Linked DNA regions of Homo sapiens: regions 1, 3 and 4 are each linked to region 2. Evidence: chromatin loops called from intact Hi-C (ENCODE). Cell type or tissue: B cell. All regions are shown on one strand. Links, peaks and the distances in the headings refer to the core of each region. The heading gives the core; the rest is flanking DNA.

Region 1 (7,310 bases), core at 1,278-6,277, 66 kb before region 2:
CACCCAGGCTGGAGTGCAGTGGTACAATCTCAGCTCACTGCAACCTCTGCCTCCTGGGTTCAAGTGATTCCCCTGCTTCAGCCTCCCAAGTAGCTGGTCTGCCACCACACCCAGCTAATTTTTGTATATTTAGTGGAGATGGGGTTTCACCATGTTGGCCAGGCTCAAACTCCTGACCTCAGGTGACCCACCTGCCTCGGCCTACCACCGTGAGCCACCGCGCCTAGCCTGTTTTTTGTTTTTTGTTTTTTTGAGATGGAGTCTCACTCCGTCACTCGGGCTGGAATGCAGTGGCTTGATCTTAGCTCACTGCAACCTCCGCCTCCCTGGTTTAAGTGATTCTCCTGCCTCAGCCTCCTGAGCAGCTGGGATTACAGGCGCCTGCCATCTCGCCCAGCTAATTTTTATATTTTTAATAGAGACAGGGTTTCACCATGCTGTCCAGGCTGGTCTTAAACTCCTGACCTTAAGTGATCTACCTGCCTCAGCCTCCCAAAGTGTTGGGATTACTGGCGCAAGCCACCGTGCCGACCCTAAAGTGTTCTTGTACACAGGGTATTGTCTTACACTACAGGGAACCTGGATTGGAGTTGAAGGCAGATTTTTTTCAGAGGTTGGGGTGGAAGGGTGAGAATGTGAGTGTTCAACTTGAGAGGAGAAAGGGTAGGGGTGGAAGGAAACATCACTTGTATAGGGATTAATACTTTGCTTTTTAAAGTTATTTTAACCTGTGGTCTGTTTCTGTGTCCAAATAATAACTGCAGTAATAACAAATATTTGAGAGGTTAGTTAGACCTGAGCAAAAGCCTCGTTTTCTTAAACAATGGGGCCTGGTGATTGTCCCACTGTCTGTCATCAGGGATATCCTGACTAAAAGAAGGGACAGGATTGTGTCTTGGTCACAGAGGGATCATCACCCTTCCTCTCTGCATCTACTCCCTCGAGCCATCTCGGCCCTAAATTGCCAACACAGGCAGATCCCATTGGATTTAAGCCTTTCTCCAGTCCCATCAGCGCTAATTGGACACATGGAATCCAGAGGTCTGTGAGTCACACTTTCTTAGGACATTCTCTACAAGTCCAGAGAAATGACCAGAAGGGAAGGGAAAGGAAGGGGCCCTGGGGTCCACCCAGGGCTGATAAAAAGGCCCTAAGCCCTACAAAGGTGGAGGCATCTTCAGGTGTGTGTCAAAGTACGAAGTTAACTGTACAAATTAGTGCAAGTCCAGCAAAACCCTGATTTTTCCCAAGATAATTATTTTGAAACAGTTTAAACATTTTATTTTAGATGTCTTTTTCTTTTTTTTCCCCGAAAGCCCGCTGGCTCCTAGGTTGGCTGTTGCCCTAGGCACAGCCGAAGCCGTCTGTGGTTCTGCACTCTGAGGTACAGAGAAGGCCAGAGCGTCACAGGGAGGCTCAGGACGTCAGGGAGCTGAGGGCCTAAGATAAATAAAGTAAAAACAACCGCTGTTCGAGACTCAAGTCCCCTGTTCTCTCGCCTCACGCGGGCACAGGGAGCCCCCGGGCCGCACACTGGCCAGGGGCGGAGCTGGATCCCGGAGAGCCGCCGTCTCCGCTTCGCCGCCCTTCGCGCGCCCCACTTCAGCCTTTCAGCGTAAGGCAGGAACCTTTTTTCCAGACGGCAAAGAAAGGGAAGACTTTGCCGGAGAAAGAGGCAGTGAAGGTGAAGATGGGCTCCTGGGTCTGGGCGTTGTGGAGGGTCACCTGCCCCGCCTCGTAGTCCAGGGCGACTCTCACGCCGCGCGGGATCTCGCTCAGCGGCAGGTCGGTGCCCGGGGAGGTGCTGGCCCAGCACTGCTGGTGCGAGATGATCACGGCCCAGACGCCGTCCTCGGCGCTGAGTCCCATCTCTCCCTTCCTCCTCACCCCCTCCCCGGCCACCCCCACCGTGCAGCCGCCGCCGTCGCCCAGCTGCAGGTCAACCTGCCAGCGGTGGCGCCCGGAGGAGAAGCCCGGGAAGCCCAGAACCGCCGGGAGGCCGTCGAAGCGCAGGGGGCTGTCTGGCAGGCTCTTCTTCTGCCGGGTGTACCTCACTGACTTCCTGTCTTCCGAGAGAACCAGGCTCCGGCTGGCGGTCTGAGGGTCCAGAGTGATGACCCCTAGAGGGAGGAGCGCGCAGACATCAACAGCGGGCGGCAACCACAGATGTTCCTAGAGCAGGCAACGCACGTGGGAGGCAGAAGGAGTACTGGACTTGGGCAGCCTGCCATTGGGCCACTTCTCTGAACCGCCCTTCTACCTAATCAGCAAGTGGTGCTGTTAAGGATTTGCTTCTCAAAGTGCAGCGGGAGGGACCAGCAGCATCCCCACCACCTGGGTGTTTGTTAGAAATGCAGAATATTGGGCCCCATCCCACCCTACTAAATCAGAATCTGCATTTTAACAGGATCCCTAGGAGACGTTTCTGCATATTAAGTTTGAAAAGCACTTACCTATACCAGAGTGAGTGAGGTGATGCTTATGGAAACAACTTCTAAATTAAGCACCAATTTAAAAATAAATGTGATTTTTAAAAAATTGCACATTTTTTGTTCAAATCAGTAGAGAGCCCAGCACAATGCTCTCAAAAAACTAGGGCTTGATAAGTATTTTTCAACGAGTAATATCTACACAAGTAGATGACATTAATTGAGCACTTACTATGAGTCAGGTAATATACTAAGCTCTTTGCATGTATTAATTTATTTTGTCCTCACAGCTACTTATGGGACAGGTACAGTACTTTTATTTTCATTTTACTGATGAAGAAAATATTGTGGGACAGAGGCTTAATAACTTGCCCAGTGTCTCAGAGCTAGCAAGAACTGGAATCGAGAACTCAAGCAATCAAGCTCCAGAATTCATGCATTTTATTGCTCTGTTTGCTGCCATGGATTGAATGGATGAATGGAAGAATGACTCCCCAAATCCCAAGCTGTTTACCTGAATCTATTTCCAGATGATGCGCCAAGTTTTCTGAGGGAAGCAGAAATAGAAAGAGAGATCTGTGACTTATTACTTCTTATAGGCACCCCCAGGGGCAAGGTGACTTGAGTACAATGTGAAGATGAGGACAGAAGACTCGGCTTCTGCTGTGGTCTAGTGGAGGAGAAGGGTCCTCACCCTCCTGGACTCTCAGTCCTGCACCTGTCCTTAGGGAGTGGAGGAGATGCTCTGGGAATAGTGCCCCTGAATAAATTGAGATCACTAAGGGAAGGCTCTGGGGAGGGAAGATGTCTCGAGCCAGGTTTCAAGGGCAGAGAAGGATGGAGATGGGTGGAAGACAGGAGGGCAGCTAATGGGACTGGGGAAAACTGTGGCGCCTTCCCCTTTACCTGAGAACATCCTCATCATCTCTGGGAGGGTGAGTATTTTCCTGTGGAAATCACGGATCTTCTTGACAAGGTCAGGAGAAATGGCCTCAGGACTCACAAAAGTCTTCATCTCACACCTGCAGACAGGTTTGGTAACCAGTTAGGTCCAAATTCCAAAAACAAATGTTCGGGTGAGACCACGTGAGGCTAAAATCAGACTAAAGAATGATCTTGGCGTCTGTGGTGAATAATGAAATTGAGTATCATTTCTTTACTTTTGCTGGAAATGTGTAGTTACTAAAATAGTAGGCATTTCAGTTAAACCTAAGAGGAACTAAGGATAATCACTTCTCAAGAATTGGAGGTAAGCCCCTTTAGGAGAATGTTTGGTTCTGTAGGGGCTGAGGGACAGAGATCATTACCCCTTTTGGTCTCTAGAGGGCAACAGGGTACCATTTGAAAACAGCCTTAAACTACCCTTGTGTATGCTGCTATTTGTAAAGGAAAAGAGGCTAGAAGGGAAGAAAAAAAAAGGATCAACGAAAATATATATTGCAATGAAAAAAACTCCTGATTCTGGTCCCAGCTCAGTCCTCATTAGACACTTGCTGCATTACCTTGAAGACTCTTCACCCCCTGGGTCTCAGTTTCTTCCTCAGACTGGAAGACCTCCAAGCCCTTCTAGATCTAAACCTCTAATGCTCTTTGAAAAGCATGTTTGGAGACACTTCCTGATTCATGGACCCTGGGTTTATCCTCCCTGCACGGGAATAGGCACAAAGCACGTGACAATTGTTCCCTAGTCACTACACCTCTCTTCATCTCAGTGCAGACTGCTAATGCTTATAGCAGACAGGGAAGGAAAGGGCCATGCATTTACAATGCCACTGGCTCCTGGTGGCTGTCCTTTTACAGTAGCATTAGAAAATTCTGAAGGAAACCAGAGATGTGTGTAAAAAATGAATGAATGAAAGAACAGGCTGGTATTCCTGGTTTCCATGCTTATCATAGTCTACAGAAAGTATTCCCCCTTTAAATTACATTTTAAATGGTGTTAGATACTGACTCAAGTACTAATAATTTCATAGATTAAATAAATGTTCCTGGATCAACCTAAAAACATGATTATTATTTATAACTTCACTTCTAGGGGAAAAAATGTGTCCCCAATACCAACCAATCAATTTAAAAATGAACCTTTAGAACGCAAATCTTTAGTGAGTTTGGACTGTTTGTGCACAGTTGAATGAGACAGTGTGTCTGCCAGAGTGCCTTTGCTTTCCTGGCAAAGTGGGTGGCAGTAAGTGCCCCTGCCCCTTCCCATTCAGTCTTGATGTTGAGTAAAAGGAGGCAGGACCGGGGAGTGGGCCCTACCTGCTCTGGTTGACTCTGACATCCTGCAAAAGAAAGACAAGAACATACATTTAGTTTCCATAAGTCCTTCCTGTCAGGGATTCTGTACATCACTTTTCCCTTAAAATATGAACTCAAAACTCTCCTTCTGCAGAGAGTTGTCCTGTTTAATTACCTACTCATTAGATTGTTCTTTTACATCATGTTTTCTTACTAATTTGGGTTTCTGTAGTCAGTTCATTTGTGCTGGTTTCCCTGTTTCAGCCTTATCGTGGGGGTGGGTTGTGTCTGCAATGATTAGGAGGTGGTAGAGAGCAGGGGCCTGCCTTCAGTTATCAGCTGGACCTGATGTGAGCCAGGATCACATATTCATAACCATAGCAGACACCAGTTATTGAGTTCTTTCTGTATATCAGGAATCATGCCAAGCATTTTTTATGGATTGTTTCTTATAATTTTGCAATAACTTTATGAGGGAGGTGCTATTGCTGTCCCCATGTTTAGAGAGGCTAAGAGACTCACTCAAGTCACACAATTGGAAGAGCCAACATTCAAATCCAAGACTGTCTGACCCTAAACCCCTTAACATGACCACAGTGTATGACTTGGGCAAGTCTCCAGCCCCTCTGGATCTGCACCCCGTTAACCTCTCTCCACTTCCCTTTCCTGCCTCTCTCCAGCCCAAAGCATGGTGCCCACCCCCTTCCCCGTGGAGTCCCTCTCTTATCCTACAAAGTGGTGAAGTGTCTCTCACTTGTAGAAGCTCACTTGCTGGCTGCTGACACTTCTCCTCCAGCTCCTTGACCTGGGCTCCAAGCCGGGTGACTTCCTCAGAGACCTTTGTGATATATTCATCCCTCTCCTTCCAAATCTGCTGCTCCAGCTCCCTCAGCCTGGCCAGCAGGAGACATCGCTGCTGCTCCAGCTCCTGCTGCAGCCTCTCAAAAGCTGTTTCCACCTGATGCTTCTTGCTTTCGATCTGAGTCTTCAAGGGATAAAAGGCAGACATGGTTAGGAAGGGGCTCAGAGATAGCTTCCAGGATGATCATCTATATACTTATTATTGATTAACAGGGATAGGGAGCAACTGGTCCAAGACTCATTCCATTTACTAATATGCCTAGAAGTAGTTAGGTCTCAGGATGAACTTACCAATGATGAGGGCTGTGCTACTGTCTTAGCTAGATACTCTAATAATAATGCTACATTATGCTCTCAGAATGATGTTGAACTTTTCAAAAATATTTCCACAACTACAATACCATCATAACCCTACTATGCCTTCTTAGAGTTAGGTGGGGAAGACTGTAATAATTTCTTAGAGGCAAAAGGAAGTTGTGATTGGAGTCAACACAACTTAGTGGGAGAGTGTGTAATTTTGGTTTTAGCCGTGGAAATCACCAACTACAGGGCATACGTTGATGAGAGCTGAGGGATGGTGGATAGGTTGCTTTGTCCCCACACTCTCTCCTTGGTCAAGGTACCAGAAATCCTCACACTGTGATTCCTCCATAACTTTATAGCATGAAAAGAGAGGCGTGAGGGATCCAGATGTAGCCACACCATCAGCCTACTCTCCTCAAGGTCAGCCTGTAGTCAGGACTAGAATCCCGACACTAACATATGTTTTTGACCCCAAGCTTCCCATCTGAAGGTGGTGTGTTCAGGCAAACAGACTAGGATGGAAAGAACAATGAATTAAGGGTCAAGAAATCCAGGTTCCTCATGAACTTCAGCTTTGCTATGTGGCCTTGGGAGCATTGCTTTTCTGGTCCTAAGTTTTCTGCTCTGTAAAATGTGATATACAAGATGGATCTTGGATTGCAAGACATCAGAACCACTTCTAGTGCTCATGGTCTGAGATCCCAAATGCCTTTGTGCAGCCACAGGAAGGTGAACGAGAACAGTTTGTCAGTTCTTTTCAGCCAGGAAACAGATACCAGCCAACGGGTTTCCCCAGAGTCTCTTAAGAAAACCTTCAAAGGAAAAGGTAGCCAGTGACGTGGCCTGTACCAGCAGCACTTGAAGCTTCTGGTCTTCTTGACACTTTACATCCTCAATCTCATCTCTCTCCGTGCTCAGAGCTTCCAGTCGACTCCTGAGACGATCCTGTGGGGAGAAGAATGGGTGGATAGAGGTGACTGAATTAATAATTCAACTCACAATTATTAACTATCACATCCTGGGCACACTGTTGAGTGCTGAGGGGTTCAAAGGTGGAAAAGGCCCAGTCCTTGCCCTAAAGAGACCACCATCTCAGGAAGAAGTCAATGTCAAGTGATTAAAATACAGATAGATAAATGCAATAGTCCAGGGGTACACACAGTGAGATGGGAACACAGAGGTCAGCTCTGCCTGTAGGCCTAAGGGAAGGTTTGGAAAGCAGAAAACATTTACAATGTGCCTTGAAAGATAAATTTCCAGTTGAATAGAGAGGGAGAGAAAAGGACTTAGTGCCCACAGATGTGAAGGACCTCTTCAAGGAGAACTACAAACCACTGCTCAAGGAAATCAGAGAGAACACAGACAAATGGAAAAACATTCCATGCTCATGGATAGGAAGAATCAATATTGTGAAAATGGCCATACTGCCCAAAGTAATTTATAGATTCAGTGTTATCCCTATCAAGCTACCATTGACTT
Region 2 (7,310 bases), core at 849-5,848:
TTATTTATTTATTTATTTTTGATGGAGTTTTGCTCTTATTGCCCAGGATAGAGTGCAGTGGCGCAATCTCGGCTCACTGCAACCTCCGCCTTCTGGTTTCAAGCGATTCTCCTGCCTCAGCTTCCCAAGTCGCTGGTGTTACAGGCGCACACCACCATGCCCAGCTAGTTTTTTGTATTTTTAGTAGAGACGGGGTTTCACCAGGTTGGTCAAGCTGGTCTCGAACTGCTGACTTGTGATCCACCCGCCTCAGCCTCCCAAAGTGCTGGGATTACAGGCGTGAGCCACCACGTCCAGCCCGATCCAGCACCTTTCTAGGCTCTTCAGGTCAAGAATAGTTTGGTTCTAGTTTGGAATTTCAATAAAGGAGCCCAGCCCTTTCCACTTCATCAGGTTTGGAGTTGGGGAGACTGGTGTGCTCTACTCTGTATCCCCCTTTTCTTTCCCTCTTTCACATACACAAACTCACACACACACAGTCCCCCAACTCCCACCTGGCCCTATTTCCTTCTTTTTTTTTTCTCTTATTTTTATTTTATTTTTACCCCAAAGAAGAAGGCACAATGGCCACCTGGCCCTATTAAAGCCTAGGAAATACAGGAGGTGGTAGGGAGTCTACTTATACCACAGGTCCAATCTCCACAGTTCTTATTATGAGGGTTGGTTCTCCCTGCTCGGGGTGACTGGGTCTGGAACACGTACGTGGAGAAGGGTGTGGCTGGGCCCTGAAGCCGCTAAAGGCCCTTGTAGGTGAAGTGCTCCCAGGCAGTGTTTCCTATGCTCTAGGTTTGCAGACCCCTCCTAAGAGGGCCCCCGCGTCTCCCCTGAGCAGTCCCCATGACTGGGCTGGTGGCTCTCAGGGAAGCTACCCACGCTTGTCCCACTACCTAGCCCCAGGCTGTCTTGTGCTGTCTTGGGGCTGCAAGACACTGGGGGAAGGGTGCTGGGGCCAGAAGTAGCTCCCCATCTAGGGGCTCCACCCTATAGTTCTCCACTCAGTCCAGCACCCCTACAGGAAATCTAGGCCAGGAATGGGCCATTGTCCCCAGCTTCTGGGCTCATCCTCTACCTGCAAAAGGAGTCTCTTCTGGCAGGGGTGAACTGGGAGATGAAGGCACTCGGCCTCCCCTTGCAGGAGCTCTGTCTTCGTTCCCCCTCTCAAGCCCTCTTTCATGGGAAAGAGGGCAGGACTGCCATCCAGGCTTTAGGAGAGTGGGGCCCCCCCTTACCCCACCTGGCTCCTGGGTGGTTAGCCCTACAGTAGGCCTTCTGAAGCTAAAGGGTGAAGCCTCAAGGCACTCTTTGTCCTGAGCACCTACCTTTGTCAGGCAGTGAGAAAGGGGCTAGCTCTGCACTGTCCAATTTAGTAGCTGCTAGCCACATGTGCTGACAGGCACTTGAAATGTAGCTAGTCCAAATTTAAACATGCTATATGTGAAGAATCATTAATTTCACAAGATTGAGTGTAAAAAGAGACTGTAAAAGATAGCAATAATTTTTATAATACATGTTGAAATAACATTTTGAGAATATTGAGTTAAATAAAATATATAATTAAAGTTAATTTTACTAGTTTCTTTCTACTTTTTAAATGTGACTACTAGAAAATTTAAAAATATATAAGTGGCTCACATTCGTGACTCAGATTACATTCATCATTCATACTGGACAGTGCTGGGCTAGGCAGTCACCACAGGAAATCAGAAAGGGCATCTCTCAAGGGTTGCATACCTTCCTGGTCCAATAAGAATATGAGAGTCAAATGCAGCTTCTACTTCTCCCAGGCATTTCAAATTAGTGCCTTGCTGTGTGATAGTGAGTTCTTTGCTCAACCCCTCTGGACTCTCACCATTTCATCCCATTCTTTATTCCCCAGACCAACTCCAGGCTGATAGGAAAAAAGATGAAAACAGATTCTTCAAAAGCATGAATAAAAATGACATGAAGAGCTGTAAGTGAGAAATGATGGTTGGTTGCTTCTGCCATTTGGGGAAAGTGAGAAAAGGGGAAGAATTGTGTCTCTATGATTACATGAAGGCCAGATATAAGTGAATGCCGATTCCTCAGCCAATTGAGAGAACAGGCATATGGTTGTTTTATTATTTTAAACTCAGGTAACTCACAAAACAGTCACTAATCCCAAACTTTGAAGTATTCAGAAGTAATAGAAAATTACAAATGTATTTCTTCACTCCTAGAGACAGGGAGGAAAAAGTGGGACAAGAAGGAGGCAGCTCCACCTCTGTAGTATTTGCTGCCCCTACAGGGCAGCAGGTTTCGAGGCAAACTCCTCTGGGTGTGAGGTCAGTACAGCTCAGGGGATGGAGACCCACTGTAATAACAGCCTGTGCTAAAGTCATTAGATATGGTTCTGCCACCTAAGACAATAACAGTAGAAGTACCATTTCTTAAAGGACCACTATGTGCGCATCTAATATTTCAAAACCCCACAACTATCCTCCAAGATAGGTGTTATTATCTGCAACTTACAGTGAGGTCCATGTAGCTTCCGGGAGGGGAGGTAAGTTACCCAGGTCATATGATCATTAAGTGAAAGAGAGAGAATTAGAACTCCTTTCTCCAAAGCCAGAAACTACAGAATGCATTCCAAAGCCAGAGAGCAGGATTTAGGGATCCTATTCCACCAGCATTTCTCCACAAAAGGAGCTACCGGTGTTTAGAAAGGCCATCTTTGTTATGCTCCATGACTTTTGCCCTGTTAAATGCTTAGTATCCCAGGCCCCAGAAAGCCCTATAAGCCAGTAGAGAACCACACTCTTGTTGTCACTGAGACAACCTGAAAGGTTTCCACACTTCCCCCTGGGTGGGGAATGGGTCCCACTGAGAACCATTGACTGTTCTGATTGATGATGGCAGGGTGCTTGTTTTTGTTTTTAATTTGCAGCTTCTGGTTATCAAGACCAAATAGGTTTTCTCTCCCCAATTTTTAGGGGGCTTGTTACAGAAAAATAATCATAAAATGAACAAAACCTCAGAGCCCGGGTCATCTTCTGCAGGTAAGAGTCCTGTCTCTGAATACTAAGGGACCTCTAAGTCTACAGGTGGTCAAAATGCTGTATCCACCCAATTCCACTAAATGGAATAAATGAATAAATGAATGAATTCATTTATTCCATTTCCTCAGTTCCTCCCCAAATTACACCTCTGCCAGGAAACAGAGGGCGCTCCGACTTGTTCAGGTGTACTTTCTTGAGTTTCACCTCCATCCCTCCTGCTGTATGTAGAGCTCAGCTGTGCTGTCTGGCAATGGAGGATTGCTGCCGAGGTGCTCCCGCTGACCTCTTTTCTCCTTTCCTTCTCCCGCAAAGGCGGCAGAACTACATCGGGGCCACCAAATCACCACTCTTCAGCCCCATCCCACTCCCTGTTTCGGGCCTCGTCTGCTGGGAAAGTCACTTTTCCAGTATGTCTCCTGGCCTCTTATGATGAGATTTCTGGTCAAGGAGCGAGCTCTCAGGATACGAAGACATTTGACGTTGCGCTGTCCGAGGAGCTCCATGCGGCACTGAGTGAGTGGCTGACAGCGATCCGGGCTTGGTTTTGTGAGGTTCCTTCAAGCTAAGCCAGCTCAGAGAACACGGGGAGCGGTGGTGCTACACGGACTTCGGAGCATAGAGTGGCGCTGAGTGAGTGGCTGAGACCGACCACGGTTCTTGACTTAGTGGAATTGGGTCGAAGGAGTGGAGAATGGGAGGGCTCGGGCTACTGAGAGTGGAGATGGGGGCGGGGGTGGTGGTGAAGAGAGTTGGAGAAGGAATGGACGAATTCTTGAGCAAAAGGAGGGGAAGAGACAATCTCCAGCCACCCGCCCCACGCTTGACTTCTTATCACTTTGGCTGTGGTGCCGCCTAGTGGAAAAAGGAAGTCCCTGCAGCAGTCCCCGCACTCTTTAAGCAGCTGTTTACCGAAGGCACCAGTTCAGCCAGGAGTGAAATCCGGAGAGGAGCAACGCCAGCCTGGGTCACAGTCCATCAAACCCCATGAGCCCGACCACTCTCGCTCTTCCTTACATTCCCACGTCCCCCTTCTCTCCCAACCCCTCATATCAGCAAGGGAAATTAATTAATGAGATTTGATAAATCAGTAGATAGAATGAGGTCCCCATTCTGAAATATTTAGCAGACTGGAACCACCACGCAAGCCTCTGTAGGGGGTGGATGGAGACACTTCTAACTTTAATAAACTGCGACTGAACGTGGAATCCTAGTAAAAGTGTATGTGTGTGTGGCGGGGGATGACTATTCCTCCTTTTGTATTCCAACACTTTCACTCATCCCTGTGTTTGAGGAACTCCACTTTAGAAAATTACTGGCCCTCAGAAAGTCTGAGCCTTGACCCTCTTATACTAGACTCAATTCTTGTCTTAGACATGGGAATTAGGGGCCACGGGAAATGGACAAGGAAGAGATGGTCTCATCTTCGGGTGTTGAAATGATCTCACCACCACCACCAATGAAGAACTTCTCTCTGCGCCCACAGAACAACACATTGTGAAATTTAGGGATTAACTTTGAGGAGGAGGAGGCGGTGCCGGGCCTAAGACTTCTCTGGGGACCACAAAGGCTGTGACTGGGAAGAGAAAGCCTCTCTGGCGGCATCGAGCGGGGCGGGTGGTGGGACGGGGGTATCAGAGGAAGGTAGGGGGTTTGGACAACTTGACCCGGGGTTGGCCACCTCTTTCTCCTCATCTTCACACAGCCCCTGTGACACTGGACGCAGCCTCGGCCCACCCGGATCTCATCCTTTCCCAGGATGAGATAGTGACGCTGAACCTCGCATCCCAGGGCGGTTCGCAGAAGCGGGGCAACCCCCGACGCTTCTACAGGTTCCGCTGAGTGCTGGGCTCGCTGGGCCTTTGCTCCGGCCGCGGCGCCTGGGAGGCGGAGCTCCAACGGCCCGGGGGCGGGGCCTGCGTGCCGGGGCTTGGCCTTGGAGCTGGTTCCCAGGCGGGGCTTCCTGGAGGTGGAGCCCTTGACCGGCTTCGTGGAGCTGCACAGCAGCGGCTCCCAGTGCCAGGCGCTCATCGAGAGCGGTTCCCGGGAGGATCTCCCGATCTGTCCGAACAAAGTGGGCGTCCGCTTGGATTACTAGGGCGGAGAGGTAGTCTTCTACGACGCCACCTCGAGGACCCACATCTACACTTTCCATGCCTCCTTTCCGGGGCAGATCTCCTTTTTCCAGCTTCTGTTTTCCGGCACCCGGATCACCCTGGGTCGCTAGAGTTGTTCTTTGCCTTCCTCTGCATCTCCTCCTCACTCGCTTCTCGCCCCAGTTTGGGATGTGCTGCAGCTGGAAGGGTTGAAGCTAGGCTTCCAGCAGCCCTATGGGAAGGTTACACCCTTCGGGCTTCCTCCTGATCCAGTCCTGATTTCTCTGACCCTGCTTTAAATATTCCTTCTATCTCAGTTCCTCTCTCCTTACAATATGCCTGGGTCGAAAAGAAAGGCTCAAATACACTAAAAGGCTATACACAAGGCTGTTCATTGCAGCACAGTTGGTAACAGGATAAGACTGGAAACGAACGTCTATCAACAGGTGGTTGAAAAAGCTGCCACGTGCAAGCATCCAGCTGCATCTCGGTTAAGACAGACACAGGGGAGTGGACCACTGACCCCAGCTTGTCCGCCTGTCTCCTCCTCCATTTTACCTCCTGCAGCCCCCGTGGACCTGCACAGGGCTTTGACCCATCTGAACCCCATCCTGAAAACCGACATACGCAAAACTTTTCTAGTTCTTCGTAATACTCAGAAACCAAAATTAATCCCACGACCAGATGCATCCTCCTCTCAAACCCACATCACCACTACCCGCAACAAAAGTCTTGATCATTCCTAGTGTTGCCATGTGAGGGACTGAAGTTAAACCCAGAGAAGGACTGCTCCAGTTTCCTGAGTGAGCCCAAAAAAAGTAAAAGGGCGAGGAGGTTGGAAACGCAGAGACGAAATGACCTCTGGACAGTAAAACCCACCATTTGCGCCAGTTTGGGATGATTATGGGTTCCTTCCTCTTCCTCCCTTCAGGCCGGCTGGGGACTGGGTAGGCGGATGGGACCAGGCGTCTCTAGGCTTTTCCTGCCTCCTCGCTCCGGTAGGGAGAGGGCGGTGTTGCAGGAGGCGTGGGGAGTCGCCCGCCAGCCCACGCTGCTGCCCGGCGCGTGGCTGCGCAGCGGGAGGGCGGGCCCAGGTGTCGGGGCGGGAGTGAGCCAACGCCCGGAGCACGGATTCCAGGGGCGCTCAGTCAGCCCTGGCCAGGCTCCCCCATCCACTTCCCCCAGTCGCCCGCGAGGCGCCGCCGATTACATAAACAGCCTTCACCTTCCTGCGGAGGGGACAACAAAGGGCTGGGGACACACAGGCCGAGACCCGAAAGTAACGCCCCTCCGGACTTTTATTCAGAATCAGCCGGGACTGCCCAAATCCCTATTTACAGTTCTCACAGCCCTCGTCATGGTCATGGACTTCGCGCCTTTTACCTTGTTTCCTTTCATTGTGTACAGATTCAACTTCCTTACTACAAAGGGAGATCTTTCCCAAATGTCTTAAGTTGATTTTATACTTCCTGACTCTACCAACCCCAGACACTTAGCACGGACCCTAGAATGGGGTACTTGATTAATAAATATTTACTAAATTAAAACCATGCCCTAATTTCTCTTTTCCCGCGAAAGACTGATGTCTTGGAAATCCCACTCAATTTTCGTGGACCAGCTCCACCTCACCTCCTCCGGGAAGCCTTCCCCAGGCAGGGTTCCTGGTACTTTCTGTTGGAAAAGTGTGCACACTCCCAAAGCCACTACAGCCATCTCCCTGCAGCACTTACCGCAAGTTGACTGTGAAGTCCTCGAGAACAGAAGCAGCATCTCACTCCTTTTCGTTTCACTCTCCCACCCTCCTTGAGCACTACAGGGCCTGGTTCCTAAAGGGATGTAAATGAAGGAAGGGTTCAAAGTAAATGAAAGAATACTTTGTAGCAAGGTTTAAATTTGGGGAGGTCTTCCAACCTGGACCTTAACCTTAAACGATGATCACACTCTTCTCAGCCGTGAGGGATGGGGGTCGCCTCTTTAGGAGCCTCTCAGAAGCTCATTTACTCAAAGAGAGTCCTGGCCATTCATTCGATGTTATGGCCGGGAAGTCAAGTGAATACTGAACCCTGGCCAAGATTTCCATCCCCCAGTCCAAAGTGTTTTCTGCTTCTTCACACAGTTATGATACTACTAACAGCATGTTTACAATGTTGAACAGTTTATTAAATGGATTCAGATACATTATTCCATTTGCTTCTCACAA
Region 3 (7,310 bases), core at 1,360-6,359, 160 kb before region 2:
TGACCTTATCTCAGTGACTCTCTGCTCTAGCCATACCCGATCCCGTGTTCTTCCCAGAACACACAGACATGATCCTGCCCTGGTACACTGACACTGAAGGTTCCTACTCCCTAGAAAAAACTTCTTCCAGATACCCTCATGACAAATTCCTTTATGTCCTTCAAATATTTCATCAAAGGTCACCTTCCCAACAAGGCCCACGCTGACAACCCCGGCACAATAGCTACCTTCTCTGTCCCACAACCCATACTCTGATCACCTGTTCCACAGCACTTATCACCTTCTAACACTTTCCTCATTTACTCTGCATATATTAGAGTGTATGTACCGTCTGCCTCTTCCCACTGGAACACATGCTCCACAAGGCTAGAGATTTTTCTGATTTTACTTCAATGACTTTCCCCAGATGCAAAAACATTCTGTCATATGTCTGGCAGACAGCAAATGTCGGCTGAATGAATCATCACTGTAGAGCACCTCCTATTCTAAAGGCAGTATCTTTATTAACATAGCCTCAGGCCAAATGCGGTTTTGCAGCAACGACAGCACAAGGTCCCCTCACACTGACATCCAGGCCGCCTGTGCTTTTCCCAGCAGTGCTGCTTGTGTGTCCTCCCTCCCTTCCTCCCTGCATCCCTCCTTCACACCAACCCTCTGCACACTGCAGCATGCAATTATATTTCCCTCTTAGGAAAGAACAATCTTTGACTATGAATCCCAATTTCCAAACAAATATAAATCTAAGTTAGACTTTGCTTTATAGATCCATGAGTTTGCATTAGAGCCAGTGCTAGGATTACTACAACTCAGGGAAGGGAGAGTGGGTAGGAGAGCTGAGCAGAAGAGGAGTTCCACTAGAAAGTTACCTAAGATGAGAACTTGTGGCATCCCTCTTCTCTGCTAATTTCAGAATCTAGTTCCTTTAAAAAGGTTGGGGAAAAGATAGAAAATACAATCCAAGAAAGAGCCCTGGAAATAGGGTAAAAGCTGCACGGGCTTGAAAATTCATCTCTTAATACCACAGACTTCTGTGTGCAGGGGCTGCCTTCCACCTTGTGGGGTTAATGACAGGAAAAATGACTCCTGCTGCTGTCAGAGATGAGGGACACCCAGGGGAGAAAGAGATCAGAACGCAGACACCAGAACAGGAACAGGCATAGTCCTCTACAGAAACAAAGAAACCAAAAATAATGATACAAAATATTAGGGCCAGACCATAGACTGACCCAGCCCATGAAGCCCTTGCTGTCCACGGTCCTAGAGACAGGACAAGGCCCAGGCAATGTTTGTGTGCCTGTGATCACAGGTCCTGGTGAAACAAGGTTCTACTGAAGGGACACAAACAATGGAGCAGTGAAGATGACCAACCCAATGAATGACCACGTCAAATTCCATGATGAACTGAGCATAGGCTGTCCACACTCAGCTCCTCACAGCCCTCTCTCTCCTGTCTCCACCTACAACAGGCCCAGCACAGCAAAAATGGATTCTGGAAGGCTCTCAGGTTTTACTTCCTCTCTCAAGTTTTAAGAGTCTTGCTCTCCTTTCATTGAACAATCAACCCAACCTCATGGCAAGAATTTGAAAAATTCATATCCAGGTTCTTATTTTGAATAGTGGAGTAAGTGGCAGCTCAGTGAAACTTAAAAGTTAAGACATGAATAGAAATGTCCCAGCCTCACCTCTGTTGAAAAAAAACTTGACCGGGGAAGAGAGGACAGGTTAGTGTGGGGTGGTGGTCCTGGTGGCAGTGGTGGACCAGTAGCCCATTTCCTCACATTATGCTAACTGGAACACAGACACATAGATATATTCACGTGTCAAGTGCAGATATAGAAGTCAGGAGCTCTTGAAATTACAATGGTGTGTGTCAGAGGAAGGACCTGAAGAAATTTTGTATCTCTCAGTCCCACTCAAGGCAGTTGTCTCAAGCTACAGGAGAAAATAATCATAAACAAATCCAGGGCAGTCACTGTACCTGGTGACACTCTGAACAGCCTACCACATGGTCAAGATGTCTAAATCCAGAGAACCCCTCAACAGAATCATGTCCCCTCTGCCTCACCCCCACCCACTTCAGGCCCCCCCATGTCTCACCTTTACAAGTATCATGAGATGCATCAGAGTACTGAGCACAATTGCTGCCTGGGGTAGAACAAAAATAGGAACTGGTCAGAGCCCACAGGAGATGTGGCTAAAGGAGGAATCTTGTCTACACTGTCCCAACGATCTCAGGGAGCAGCCCTCTAATCCCCCATACTAACAGGCAGCCCGAGCATAGCTCCTCCTTGTTCTATCTGTGAGAAAAAAACAACCTGTGAGAGGTCAGGGAGGACATGGGGCATGAAGTCCTTAAGGAAACAGCAAATCCTGGACCCCAGGAAAATTTCCAGAACTGTGACTGCAGACCCAGGGCAGGATCAGGAAACATGAGGAAAGCAGGTGTGGTGACTGGACCAACTGCCCTCCTGAGGTCTGTCCTCAGTAGGGATCTTCCCTTGTGACCTGTGACTGCTGGGAGGTCCCCATCACCACAATCATCAAGGTGATAAATTTGTCCTTCGTTTTCACATGTGCTTCACAAAAGAGCAAGTGTTGGCACACAGGGCCCCAGGCTAGGTCGGCCTGTGTGTCGACGGTGCTTCCCAGTGATGAAGCAAGTCACAATTCTACCTGTGGCTTGAAACCCACAGTGGAACAAGAAAACCCAGACCCCACCTCTCACCCCTTCCCTACCTGAGCTTTTCTTCCTCCACATCGCAGCAGCAACCACAGCTCCAGTGACCACAGCTCCAAGGAGAAACAGGCCAGCAACGATGCCCACGATGGGGATGGTGGGCTGAGAAGACGGCTCTGGGAAAGGAGAGGGAGGTGAGGGGTTCTGACCCCCAGGCCTCAGCCCTGCCCTGCTGAAGGTCTCCTGCTTTCCCTGAGAGGAGACAACTTACACCCCTCCTTACCCCATCTCAGGGTGAGGGGCTCTGGCAGCCCCTCATGCTGCACATGGCACATGTATCTCTGCTCCTCTCCGGAAGGCACCACTACAGCCACCCACTTCTGGAAGGTTCCGTCCCCTGCAGGCCTGGTCTCCACAAGCTCCGTGTCCTGGGTCTGGTCCTCCCCATCCTGCTGCCAGGTCAGTGTGATCTCCGCAGGGTAGAGGCCCAGGGCCCAGCACCTCAGGGTGGCCTCATGGTCAGAGATGGGGTGCTGGGTCACATGTGCCTTTGGGGGATCTGAGGGGAAGAGTCAGAAAATTCAGGCACTTTGCATTCCTCATAGGACACTCCAGCAGCATACATGTGACCATCCTGAGAATGGACAGGACACCTGGGATGGGGAAGGGAGCACAGAACCCAGACACCAGCCTGGACACAGGAATCTGGGATAATCTCCTATTCCTTGGAAAGTTCGAGTCTCTGATGGGGGAGCAGGGACTTCTGGTCCTGACCTGAGTGGAGGCCAAGGCACTCAGAAGAGCTGGAATCGGAGCCACGGACACACTGAGTGTGAGGGAGAGAACAAGGCCTGAGAGGAAAATTCCTGGTGCCCCAGGCTGCTGCAGGGGTCAAAGGGGACCACGGATCAGTATTCCAGGGACTGTCTTCTCCTCCATTTCCTCAGGGACTTCATCCCTTAATTGTCCCAGAGAGCAGGGTGGGCTCTCAGAGTTACTCTCTGGTACAGGATCTGGAAACCCAGGATTCTTCCCATTCAGGACCAGTGGGAGGGCGATATTCTAGCATTGGTCCCATTTTCCTACTCTCCTGGTGGGAGGCCAGCCCGGGAAATCTACAGGAAATGAGGGAGGCGCCCCCGTGGCCCCTGGTACCCGCGTGCTGCAGCGTCTCCTTCCCGTTCTCCAGGTGTCTGCGGAGCCACTCCATGCACTTGCCCTCAGGTAGGCCCTGACCTGCTCTGAGTATTTGTCCGCTTCCCACTTGTGCTGGGAGATCTGAGCCGCTGTGTTCGCGGCGGTCCAGGAGTGCAGGTCCTCGTTCAGGGCGATGTAATCCTTGCCATCGTAGGCGAACTGTTCATACCTGCGGAGGAGGCGCCTGTCGGGCCCACGTCGCAGCCATGCTTCCTCTGGATGGTGTGAGAACCATGGCCTCGCCCCCGCCGTCAGCCCCGAACACCGAGCCCCGCTCCCGCCCCGACCAACCCGCGGGGATTTTGGCCTAAACTGAAATTAAACCGGGTAAAGGCGCCCGAGTTTCTTCCCTGGTCGAGGGTCTGGGCAGGTCCCGCAGCCTCGGGGTGGATCTCAGACCGGAGACTCAGACCCGGGACCTGGGCTGTCCGTGGGGGATGGGGAGGGATCGTGACCTGCGCCCCGGGCCAGGGTCACTCACCGGCCTCGCTCTGGTTGTAATAGCGGAGCAGGGTCCGCAGGTTCACTCGGTAAATCTGCGCGTGGCCCTTGGCGTTCCGTGTCTCCTGGTCCCAATACTCCAGCCCCTCCTGCTCCACCCACGGCGCCCGCCGCTCCATCCTCGGACTCACGGAGTCGCTGTCGAACCGCACGAACTCTGTGTCGTCCACGTAGCCCACGGCGATGAACCGGGGCTCCCCGCGGCCGGGCTGGGACACTGCGGTGCTGAAATACCTCAAGGAGTGGGAGCCTGGAGGCGAGGAGAGGCTGAGACCCGCCCGACCCTCCTCCCGGCGCGGCTCCCCGGGCCGGGCGGGCCACTCGCTTCTCCCCGCAGAGGCCCTTTCCCTCCCGACCCCGCACTCACCGGCCCAGGTCTCGGTCAGGGCCAGGGCCCCCAAGAGCAGCAGGAGGAGGGTTCGGGGAGCCATGACCCCCATCCTTGGCGTTTGGGGAGAATCTGAGTGCGGGTGGTTGCGCCGGGACTGTAGTGCCGGGATCGTAGTGCCGGGATCGCGGCGAAGCTGATTGGCTTCTCTAAAAACCCGGCACCCAATGGGAGTGAGAAGTGGGATTATGTCACAAGTATCCAGGAAGAAGGTTGGGAGAACCAAAACTCAGGGGAGTGGGCAATCCCCAACCCTGTGACTCCCCAGTGCAGTCATCGCTCTTGGGGCCTGAGACCCAGAGAGCCACGCCTGGGGCCTGGGACTTTGTCCTGACCTCTCTTTTCCTACGCCAGCCTCTTTGTCACACTGACTGCCTGAGTCCTGGTCAAGGATCTGTCTGTGGAAACTAGGGAGAGAACCCCCAGGCTGGGCCCAGCCCCTTCCCATTCACGCTCATCCTGGAATCCTCGTCCCTGAACTGGACTTCCGACTCCTTACCTCTCCCCTTGGACTATCCTAGAAGAAAACTCACCCCAGGGAACTTTGATGCCAGAGAGTGAGCTCGCCTTGGGAATGGCGGTGTAGAGAAAGGGGTTTTCTCTTTAAACCTGGTGAAGTTGTGGCTGAAGGCACAAGATAGAGATTCTCATAGTGACCAGGTTTTTTTGTTTGTTTGTTTATTAATACAGTGGTTAGCACAATCTAACCCCTGAATGATCAGGATTCTAATCTGTAAAAGACCTGATTTTGCCTGCTTCATATATAAGTGTATCCAAACAGCATTGCAATTCGAGTCACAAAGCTTCTAAGTTTACTTTCCCAGACTGTGGATCCATGACTCTGGGTTGTTGCATTTAAAATTATCTTCATTCCATAGCCCGAGTTTCCCTGTGTGAGTCCAGGACATCTCAATACAAAGAAGCAGGATTTGTTACTGTATATTGTAACAAGGAGCCTCAAAATTGCACTGAAGTCAAAATGCCTATCATCAATGCTTAAGCACTGCTTGTTTTTATGAATTATGCACATCTAAGCAGTGTGCACATTTTATTTGCATACTTGGTATTTTTTTACTCTTATGTTTTTAATCATGAGGAGGCCATTAGTTTTTGGCAGTCCCACAAAATGTATTAAATACCGAATGCATGTCAAGAACCCCCTGCTAGGCTCCTCCACTGCTTTAGAGTCCTTTCCCTTGCTCCTTTTCCTCACTTCCTGTCTCTCCAGCCCTTCTCTCTGCCCCTCTCATCCCTCACACCCTCCCCTCCCCTTAGTCCCTGCCACCCTCTCACCCCTGAATTGTGGCACTAACACTGTCCCTCACTTCCTGCCCATGTCTGTTCTCCCCACAGTGCTCAGCAGTTCTGCTAATGTGACTCAGGTCGTGTCATTTCTTCACTTACAATGGTTGGGTTTTGGTCTACCATTTTGCTGTATGTTTTCAATTTGTCTCGTATCTTTTTGTTTCTATTCCTCCTTTCCTACTTTCTTATGTGTTAAGTAAACATTTTTTAGTTTATGGTTTTAATTCTAGTGGCTTTTAGGTATATTTCTTTACACTAATTTTTTATTGTTGTAAGAATTGAAACCCGATTCCTTGACTTTTCATGGTGAAGTTCAGGTAATATTAAGCTGCATCCAGCAAAATAAAGGACACTTGTAAGAGTGTAGTTTCATGTAACCTACCATTGTGCTATTCTTGTTGTATATATTACATCAATATACTTTATAAACTCAATAATACAGTAATACTTTTTGTTTTAAGCATTCATATTGTCATTAAGAAAATGAGTGTGTATGTGATCTGTGTATGTGCATAATTTCTGTTGTTAATTATCCCTTTCTATATATCTAGGTCACCATCTAGTATCATTTCCCTTCAGCCTGAAGAACTTCCTTCAAAATTATACGTAGTACAAGATCCCTAGGAAATGAATTTTCTGATTTGGATTATGTAAAAGTGTCTTCATTTTTGCCTTCTTCCCCCACCTTTTTTTTTCCTAATTGGGGCGTTTGTGTATAATAAAACTCACCAGTTTTAGCTACAATGTTTTATGAATATTGGTAATTATTTATAGTCATGTAACTACCACATTGCCCAGATAGAGGACAGTTTCTTTTCCCTAAAAACTTTCCTTATGCCCCTTTTCTATTTAATCCTTGCCTCCCACCCTCACCCCCTTCTCTTCACTCAACCACTGCTGTGCTTTCTGTTACTGTAATAATGAAATTTCTAGAATTTCATGGACATGCAATCATATGTTATGTAGTCCTTTGGTCTCTCACTTGTCATAACAATATTTGAGATTTTTCCATGTAGTTAAGAGTAATAATATTTCATTCATTTTTGTCACTGAGTAGCTGCTGAGTATTGTTGGAATTCCAGTTTATTCGTTGGTTTCTCTATTCTCCAGCTGATAAACGTGGGTTATTTCCGGTTAGGGTCTGTAATTAATGAAACCACTATAAATAACTGACTACAAGTCTTTGCATGGCCTTAAATTTTCATTTCCTTTGGATAAATAAATATTTGTGGAATTGTTGGG
Region 4 (7,310 bases), core at 1,144-6,143, 290 kb before region 2:
ATAGTTTGCCCATGATTTCCTCTATTATCCTTAACATATTAATCATAAATATATTGAAGAATGTCCTTGCTCGCTGGCTTCAGTATCCAGATCATCTGAGTCGGCTTCTGTTGATTATTTTATCTCCACTTGTTGCATTTTTTCTGCTGCTTGGCATGCCACATATTCTGGGTGATGTGTTACAGAGGTTCTGGATTTTGCTATCTTCCTGCTAAGACTGCTAACTGCTTGACGGTTCATTAATTATCATAAAAATCAGACCCACTTTGATTCTGCTTAGGCTTGATTTTAGCCTTTGTTAACATGAGTCTAGTTCAGTGCGGTCCTTACTCCAAGGCAAGGGTCCTCACTCATAGTGCTTCACCACCCTGTTGGCTCAACCCAGGTTTGGCTGGGCTAAAATTCCAACATCTCCTCATACTCTGAAGCCTTTGGCATTTCTACTTAGCATGCAATCTCCAAGCAACTGTTCTCTGGTGGGCTTCTTAGAGTATCACCTAAAGCATATGCAGCTTAGGAGTGCAGATTTTGGGGGTTTCTTCTCTGTAGTGACATTGTAGGTGACACTGTACATCATAGTACAATGCATTAATGATATGTTTGTGGTGATGCTGGTGTAAACAAACCTACTGCACTGTCAATCCTATAAAAGTCTAGCACATACAGTTATGTACAATACATAATCCTTGATAATGATAATAAATGACTATGTTACTGGTTTACATATTTACTATACTTTTTATTGTTATTTTAGAGTGTGCTCCTTCTAATTATTAAAAAAACTTGAAACAGCCTCGGCCAGGTCCTTTAGGAGGTATTCCAGAAGAAGGCATTGTTATCATAGGAGATGGCAGCTCCATGCATGTTATTACACCTGAAAATCTTCCAGTGGGACAAGATGTAAAGGCTAAAGATAGTGATATTGTTGATCCTAACCCTGTGTCAGCCTAGGCTAATTTATGTCTTTTTTTTTTAACAGAAAAGATTTAAAAGTAAAAAAAAAATTAAATAGAAATAAGTTTCTAGAATGAAAATATAAGGAACAATATTTTTGTACAGCTTTGTAACATGTTGGTCTTTTAAGCTAAGTGCTATTACAAAAGCTGAAAAGTTTTAAAAATTAAAGTTTATAAAGTTAAAAAAGTTACATTAAGCTAAGGTTAATTTATTATTAAAGAAAGAAAATTATTTTTAAAATCAATTTAGTGTAACCTAAGTGTACAGCATTTATAAAATCTACAGTAGTGCACAGTAATGGCCTAGGCCTTCAGTTCACTCACCACTCACTTGCTGACTCACCCAGAGCAACTTCCAGTCCTGTAAGCTCCATTCATGATGAGTAACCTATATAGGTGTGCCATTGTAAAAATCTTTTTACCATATTTTTACTGTACTTTTTCTGTTTACATATGTTTAGATCCACAAATACCTACCATTGTGTTACAATTGCCTACAGTACTCAGTATAGTAATGTGCTATCCAAGTTTGTAGCCTAGGAGCAATAGGCTTTATGATATAGCGTAGGTGTGCAGTAGGCTATATCATCTAGCTTTGTGTATGGACACTTTATGATGTTCACGTAAGACCAAATCACCTAAGGACACATTTCTCAGAACCTATCTTATCATTAAGAAAGAATGACTATATATGTAATGTAAGTCCTTTGAAGTTTAAGCATTTTCACTTTCATATATTTGTCTCATTTAAGAAATATTTTCCATTCCAGCAGGTACAGCTAAAAAAAAAGAAAAAAGAAAAAAAGAAAAATTTTCTTGCTCAAATGTTTTAAGGTTATCCTCCTAATAACATTGGTAGTAGTTTTATTTTTTCATATTTGTCTTTACCGCTTATATAATTTTTTGTTTATCTCAAGGTGTAGAGATATAATTTAATCATAGGGTGTTTAGTAAAATATCAATGCTGGGAAAGGGCTTAGGAGATAACGATGAATCAAAACACAGCACAAAGGCCAGGTACTGTGGCTCACTCCTGTAATCCCAGCACTTTGGGAGGCCAAGGAGGGTGAACCACTTGAGCCCAGAGGTTCTAGACCAGCCTGGGAAACATACTGAGACCTCGTCTCTACAAACACATGTCAATCAATGCAGCATAATAGAGAATCTGGAAATAAATCCATATATTTACAGCCAACTGATTCTTGACAAAGGTGCCAAGAACATACATTTGGGGAAAGGACACCCTCTTCAATAAATGGTGCTGGGGAAATTGGATATCCACATGCAGAAGAATGGAATTAGATCCCTATATCTCACCCTATATAAATATCAACTCAAGATGGATTAAATACTTAGACGTAAGACCCAAAACTATAAAACAACTGGAAGCAAACATATGAGAAACATTCTAGGACATTGGTCTGGGTAACGATTTTATGGCTAAGACTTCAGAAGCACAGACAACCCAAACAAAATAGACAAATGGGACTATAATAAACTAAAACGCTTCTGCGCAGCAAAGAAAACCATCAAAAGAGTAGACAGACAACCTGTTGAATGGGAGAAAATATTTTCAAACAATTTATCTGACAAGGGACTAATATCCAGAATATGTAAGGAACTCAAGAGCTAAAAAAACCAAAAAATTCTATTAAAAAGTGGACAAACGACATGAATAGACATTTCTCAAAAGAAGACATACAAATGGCCAGCAGGTACATGAAAAATGCTCAACATCACTTATCATCAGGGAAATGCAAATCAAAACCACAATGAGATATCATCTTACCCCCAGATAGAATGGGTACAACTAAAAAGACAAAAAAAAACAAACAAACAAATAGATGTTTGTGAGGATGTGGAGAAAAGGGCACTCTTACACACAGTGTGTAAAACTAGTACAGCAACTGTAAAAAACAGTATACAGAGTTTTCAAAACACTGAAAATAGAATCACTGTATTATCAAGCAATTTTGGGGTGGGGCTGCAGGGTCCTGGAGTTCAGGTTGGCAGAGAGCAGGGCCTGGAGGTGCTTGGGAGGCCGGAGGAGAAGGAAAGAGGCAGATGCCTGGGTCCCAGGGTATCGAAGTGGGGAGGGTCTGGGGCAAGAGGTAAATGGGCGAATTCTTGAGATCCATTGAGAATCCATGGTCAGCCCTTGAGATCCAAAGAAAGGGGTCAGAAGCTTGGGCCAGGCTCACCGCTGAGCTCTTTGTAACCCCTTTGTAACCCATGACCACCTTCAGACTCCCAGCTAAGTGAGTCTTTGACCCTCCAAGAACAACATCTCCTTGGCTGCCAGCAGAGGGACCTGCTCTCTGCCCATGACCCCAGGGCCCCTGGGCCTGGCATGGCAGCTCCTGCTGTCAAAGGCAAAGAAGAGGCAGCCGTCCAGCTAGCCCAGTGCTATGACTGCAGGCTTCCTGGGGGTGGACTCTGATAGGGCCTTAAGATCCTAGCTCAGAAAGCGGGACCCTGAAATTCCCAGGGCTGGGCCCCTTAGCACCTGTATAGCAGCTCTCTTCTCCTCAGAACCCTAGAAACTCTCTCCCACTCTACACACACCTGCACGCACACACATCAACACAAACACACACATTCCTAACAGGATGTTTTCCATTTTTCTCTCCTCCCTGGCTCCTTTCACTCTCTTTCTCCCCCCTTGCCCCCTTCTCTTATGGTCCATTTCTTCTCTCTTCTGCTCTCTGGAGGTTCCCTTCTTCCTGGACCGAGGCACTAGGAGCTGCTGTCCCTGGACCCCAGGGTTGGAGGCTAACAGGCTGATTCCTGGGATGAGCAGCCTCTAGCAGCAGGAACAAAGGAGGGGACGGGAGGCCAAGGCCCCATCTGGAGGCTGAGGGACTGGGTCCTGTGGCAGCAAGGATTTGGGGGTGTGTCATCCCCACATCTGATCCCACTGTTTTGCCCTGGAGGCCTCTCTCTGCTCTGAGGCAAAAGTCCAGTCACTCAGTGGTGAGAGGAAATGTCATTGTCAACATGGATTTTGGGAAGCTGAATGGACTCAGAGCCTGACTTGAGACCCGGAGGCTCCTTGAGTGCAGAGCCCTGTCCAGGTGCTGGGAGCAGAGGGAGAGCCTCGGAGGTCCTGGTTGGTGAGAAAGGGGAGCGGGGTCCGGTCCTCTGTCCTCGTCCCTGTGGCCACACGGGGGCGCCGCCGCGCTGCTCTCGCATTCTGATTGAGCGCTCTCAGGCACTGGGTGAGGGCTGAGTGGGGCAGAAGGGGCGGAGCCTGAGGTCATCCACGCGGGAATGCAGGTTCCTCCTAAGCAGCCCTGGAATCCACAGACTCAGGCTAGATTTGCTTGTCTTGCAACGTGAGGCAATTGTGGAGCAGCAAGATCTGGCTCTAGAATTCTCACCGCGAATGCGGTTCTTATAGAATCCAACCTGAATGAGAGGCCAGGGCCTGAGCTGACTGCCCTGGGCACACCTGGCTTTGATGGGGTTGCCAAAATATAACTGGCACTTACAGAAATTTCAATGATTGTCGAAAAGTCCATATAATTATATACAATTTCATTTCTGATGTCTCTGGCTGTGCCTTTGAAAGGGCATAAAGAGCCATGGAAAGAGGCTGAAAGGCTCCTCTGGGAATTTTCAAATCCCTTTTCATAGCAGCAACTTGGTCTAGCCCAGTGCTATGACTGCAGGCTTCCTGGGGCTGGACTCTGATAGGGTCTTAAGGTCCTAACTAAGAAAATGGGACCCTGGAACTCTCAGGGCTGGGCCCTGAAGAAACACAGGGAGAAGGATCTGGAGGCGCAACCCTCCCTTCTGATCAGCACGGGCAGGGCTGTCTGAGCGCGTTTCCCCTCTGTGTTCAGCAGGATCGACTTTGCAGTGAGGCGCAGCCCCTGTCTCCCTGGGGGCCTCAGGTCCACACATCCTTCCACTGCCGCATGTCAGAAGCATCTGTTTCCTTTATTTTGTTTTCCACAGACTTCTTTCTTTTTTCTGTCCTTGACCACTAATACAACACAGGCAAGATCCTATAAGACCAGGTAAAAGATGTTACTGATAATAGTGAAGGCATGGTTGTGAAGGGACAATGGCAGATACAGACAGAGCCAGAGACAAAACAGAAAGGCAGAACAGAGATAGAAACACACACAGAAAATGAACATCCATCCGTCCATCCAACCATCCATCCATCCATGCATTCATCCATGCATGCATCTGTCTGCTCTCTACCTTTCTATCTCCTTACAAGGGAGGTACATCAACACTTTTACATTCATTTCCCAACAAAAATCACAAGATTTTCCTTGTCGGCTCACACCTGCCCTCCTTCATCCAGCCAACTGATGTGTTTGCTGAGGTCTTGCCACATGCCACACTGGGTGCTGAGCTTTGGGGTCTGAACAGTAACAGACCTCTGTGATGCACTCACACGGGGCCCTTTACTGTCCTGTCCTTGGCTATGAGACATCCTCATGTCCCTGAAGCTCTTCTTTCTGCTTCTTGGATAAAGTCCCTGACCACCTCCCTACTGGCACCCAGGAGACTCTGACATCCTGGAACACCAGTATCTTTCATCAAACACTGACTTACAGCATTTATCCTGTGTCTGTCACTCACTACATACCCTTTTGATGATTTTCTCATTTAGAGATTGTTAAAAAAGGATGTGATTGTAACCTCAGACAAGTGTAATAGAATAGTAAAATAAGGAACTCTGTGAAAAGGGCTTTTTCTGCTTTCTCCCAGAACATCTCATTTGCATCTGTGTTTGGCTGGATGAAAAGTGGCTTCCATATCCCCTGACATAATGCAACAAGCAGAAACACTTGCTCAGTAAACAAGTACTTCGGAAAATGCAGGGTCTTGAACACTGCCCTCAGGGCTCCACACATCAGAAGGACATATATATCTTTCCTTCAACCCCAGAGATGCCCAGGGGCTGCATGTTGGCTCCTCACTGGTCTTACTCATGTCCTACTGGAAGAGGACGGTGCTTCTCTGGAAATGTCAGAGTGGTGTGGGACAGCCAGTTCCTCTGTGTGCCCTGCAGGAAAACAGACAATTCAGCTTTTCAATCCCACTCAGTATCTGAAAATAAACTGGGTTTTCAATGTATTCCCCTCCAGAGAGTAAATTGCGGAGGAAACATGTTCAAACGCACACTTAATTATTTTCCGAGTCAAGAATGTAAGTATGAGGCCCTTTAAGACGAGTTAAGAGAAGTTCCTGACCTCAAATTTCATGTGGAAGTTATAAGATGGAGCTGGAAGCATCTGTCCTTACCTCTGGGTATAAAGTTGGGACCCCGCGGGAGGCAGTCAGCCACAGTTAGGGCACCAAGCAAACCCTCAGGAAGGACTCGGTCCACGCAGGAGCCTCCCTAAGCAGCTTCTCCCTGAAGAAAACCTGAAGTCTTAGAAATCCAAGAAGAACAAAGATATTCATGTCTCTGATAAGGAAAATGAAATGCCAGCAATCCAGCACTGAGAAGGGAAGCTACGAGACCACATTTTCTGCACGTGGAGAAGACATGTTTAATGGAGAGGTGGGAACTTGTCTCAAAAGTGTTGCGCTGCCGTGAGAACGTGTGGTCATCACTGCCACCACCCGCTGCTCGCTCAGTGGCCTCTGCCCATTGTAACTAATGGGCCAATGAATAGAAACACTTTTCACCTTCCTCTCCTGCAATAAGGCTATTAAAATAAATCATCTCCTCTGGTTGATTTTTCACTTAGGGAAAAAATAACTGGGGTAATGCATGCCCGTAGACCAGGTTTTAAAGAAGTTCTCAGAAAACCCTGAGACAGTCTCCAGAAGGCTCATCCAGCAGAAACGAGGCCTTGCACTTCTGCCATCCCGTGTGTCACCATGATGGAGTTTGCCCAGCTAGGGATGGCAAGAGGCCAAGTCATCACAGGTGATCTGCAGGCCTGGTGAGGAAGGACAATGACAGACGGGAAGGAGGAAATGCACACACACGACCAGACCTCCTGCCATTCCTTTGTCCATTGGTCTTGCTCTGTCTTTCACTCTCTGAAATTTTGTTGTCATGAGTCTTGGTGTGGGTCTGTTTCCATCTCCTGTATTGAGAACTTTGTTGCAGCCATTCACACTATACATTTTTGTCAGTAGCCTTCAAAACATTTTCTTGAATTACTTTTAATTACTTTCTATGGTTATTGGAACTTATATTATGAGACTGCTGGAATTCCTTAATTGATAGTATAATATTCTTAAAGTTCTATCATGCTTGGCATCACGTTTTTATTTTGTACTACCTTGCAGCACACAACTTTCATTTCAGTTCATTTTTTAAACTCTTTATTTCAATGATCATATTTTAAAATTCCAGAGCTCTTTCTAGTTCTCTGC

The links. Peaks named below come from ENCODE experiments on the same cell type or tissue, not always from the same donor. Only the 100,000 strongest peaks of a DNase experiment are listed, where the experiment ranks them.
Region 1: it touches region 2 in a loop (7-fold over the local background); 43 of 110 quality-filtered maps call a loop at or near these places.
Region 3: a loop joins it to region 2, with 11 times the contacts of the local background. A loop is called at or near these places in 5 of 110 quality-filtered maps.
Region 4: a loop joins it to region 2, with 27 times the contacts of the local background. A loop is called at or near these places in 15 of 110 quality-filtered maps.

Annotation. Positions count from the first base shown.
Region 1 is chr6:30,166,642-30,173,951 of GRCh38, reverse strand. It overlaps TRIM15 (tripartite motif containing 15), which reads right to left. Exons shown (of 7, transcript NM_033229.3): 2 at 6,681-6,776; 3 at 5,422-5,652; 4 at 4,689-4,711; 5 at 3,336-3,451; 6 at 2,944-2,976; 7 at 1,259-2,120. The coding sequence ends at 1,603. Among named protein-coding and RNA genes, the nearest start is that of TRIM15, 6.8 kb to the right of the region's middle. RefSeq lists an enhancer at 1,657-2,206. In B cell, for the core only: CTCF peaks have their summits at 3,548 and 3,748 (motif pointing right); DNase peaks (open chromatin) are centred at 2,101 and 3,751; H3K4me3 peaks cover 811 bases; H3K27me3 peaks cover 3,201 bases.
Region 2 is chr6:30,099,809-30,107,118 of GRCh38, reverse strand. TRIM31 (tripartite motif containing 31) reads left to right here. Exons shown (of 9, transcript NM_007028.5): 7 at 1,877-1,951; 8 at 2,952-3,017; 9 at 3,330-4,222. The coding sequence ends at 3,583. It overlaps TRIM31-AS1 (TRIM31 antisense RNA 1), which reads right to left and starts at 1,879. Exons shown (of 4, transcript NR_126470.1): 1 at 1,732-1,879. RefSeq lists enhancers at 4,204-4,703, 6,191-6,700. In B cell, for the core only: CTCF peaks have their summits at 3,654 and 3,860 (motif pointing left); DNase peaks (open chromatin) are centred at 3,868, 4,978 and 5,648; H3K4me3 peaks cover 2,183 bases; H3K27ac peaks cover 352 bases; H3K27me3 peaks cover 3,330 bases.
Region 3 is chr6:30,257,130-30,264,439 of GRCh38, reverse strand. The region is part of intron 1 of HCG17 (HLA complex group 17); the gene reads left to right. It also overlaps the pseudogene HLA-L. Among named protein-coding and RNA genes, the nearest start is that of TRIM26, 47 kb to the right of the region's middle. In B cell, for the core only: a CTCF peak has its summit at 4,469; DNase peaks (open chromatin) are centred at 3,045, 4,529, 4,959 and 6,099; H3K4me3 peaks cover 2,269 bases; H3K27ac peaks cover 2,329 bases.
Region 4 is chr6:30,393,870-30,401,179 of GRCh38, reverse strand. No RefSeq gene overlaps it. Among named protein-coding and RNA genes, the nearest start is that of RPP21, 52 kb to the right of the region's middle. RefSeq lists a silencer at 5,133-5,329. In B cell, for the core only: CTCF peaks have their summits at 3,916 and 4,119 (motif pointing right); DNase peaks (open chromatin) are centred at 4,149 and 4,719; H3K27me3 peaks cover 3,433 bases.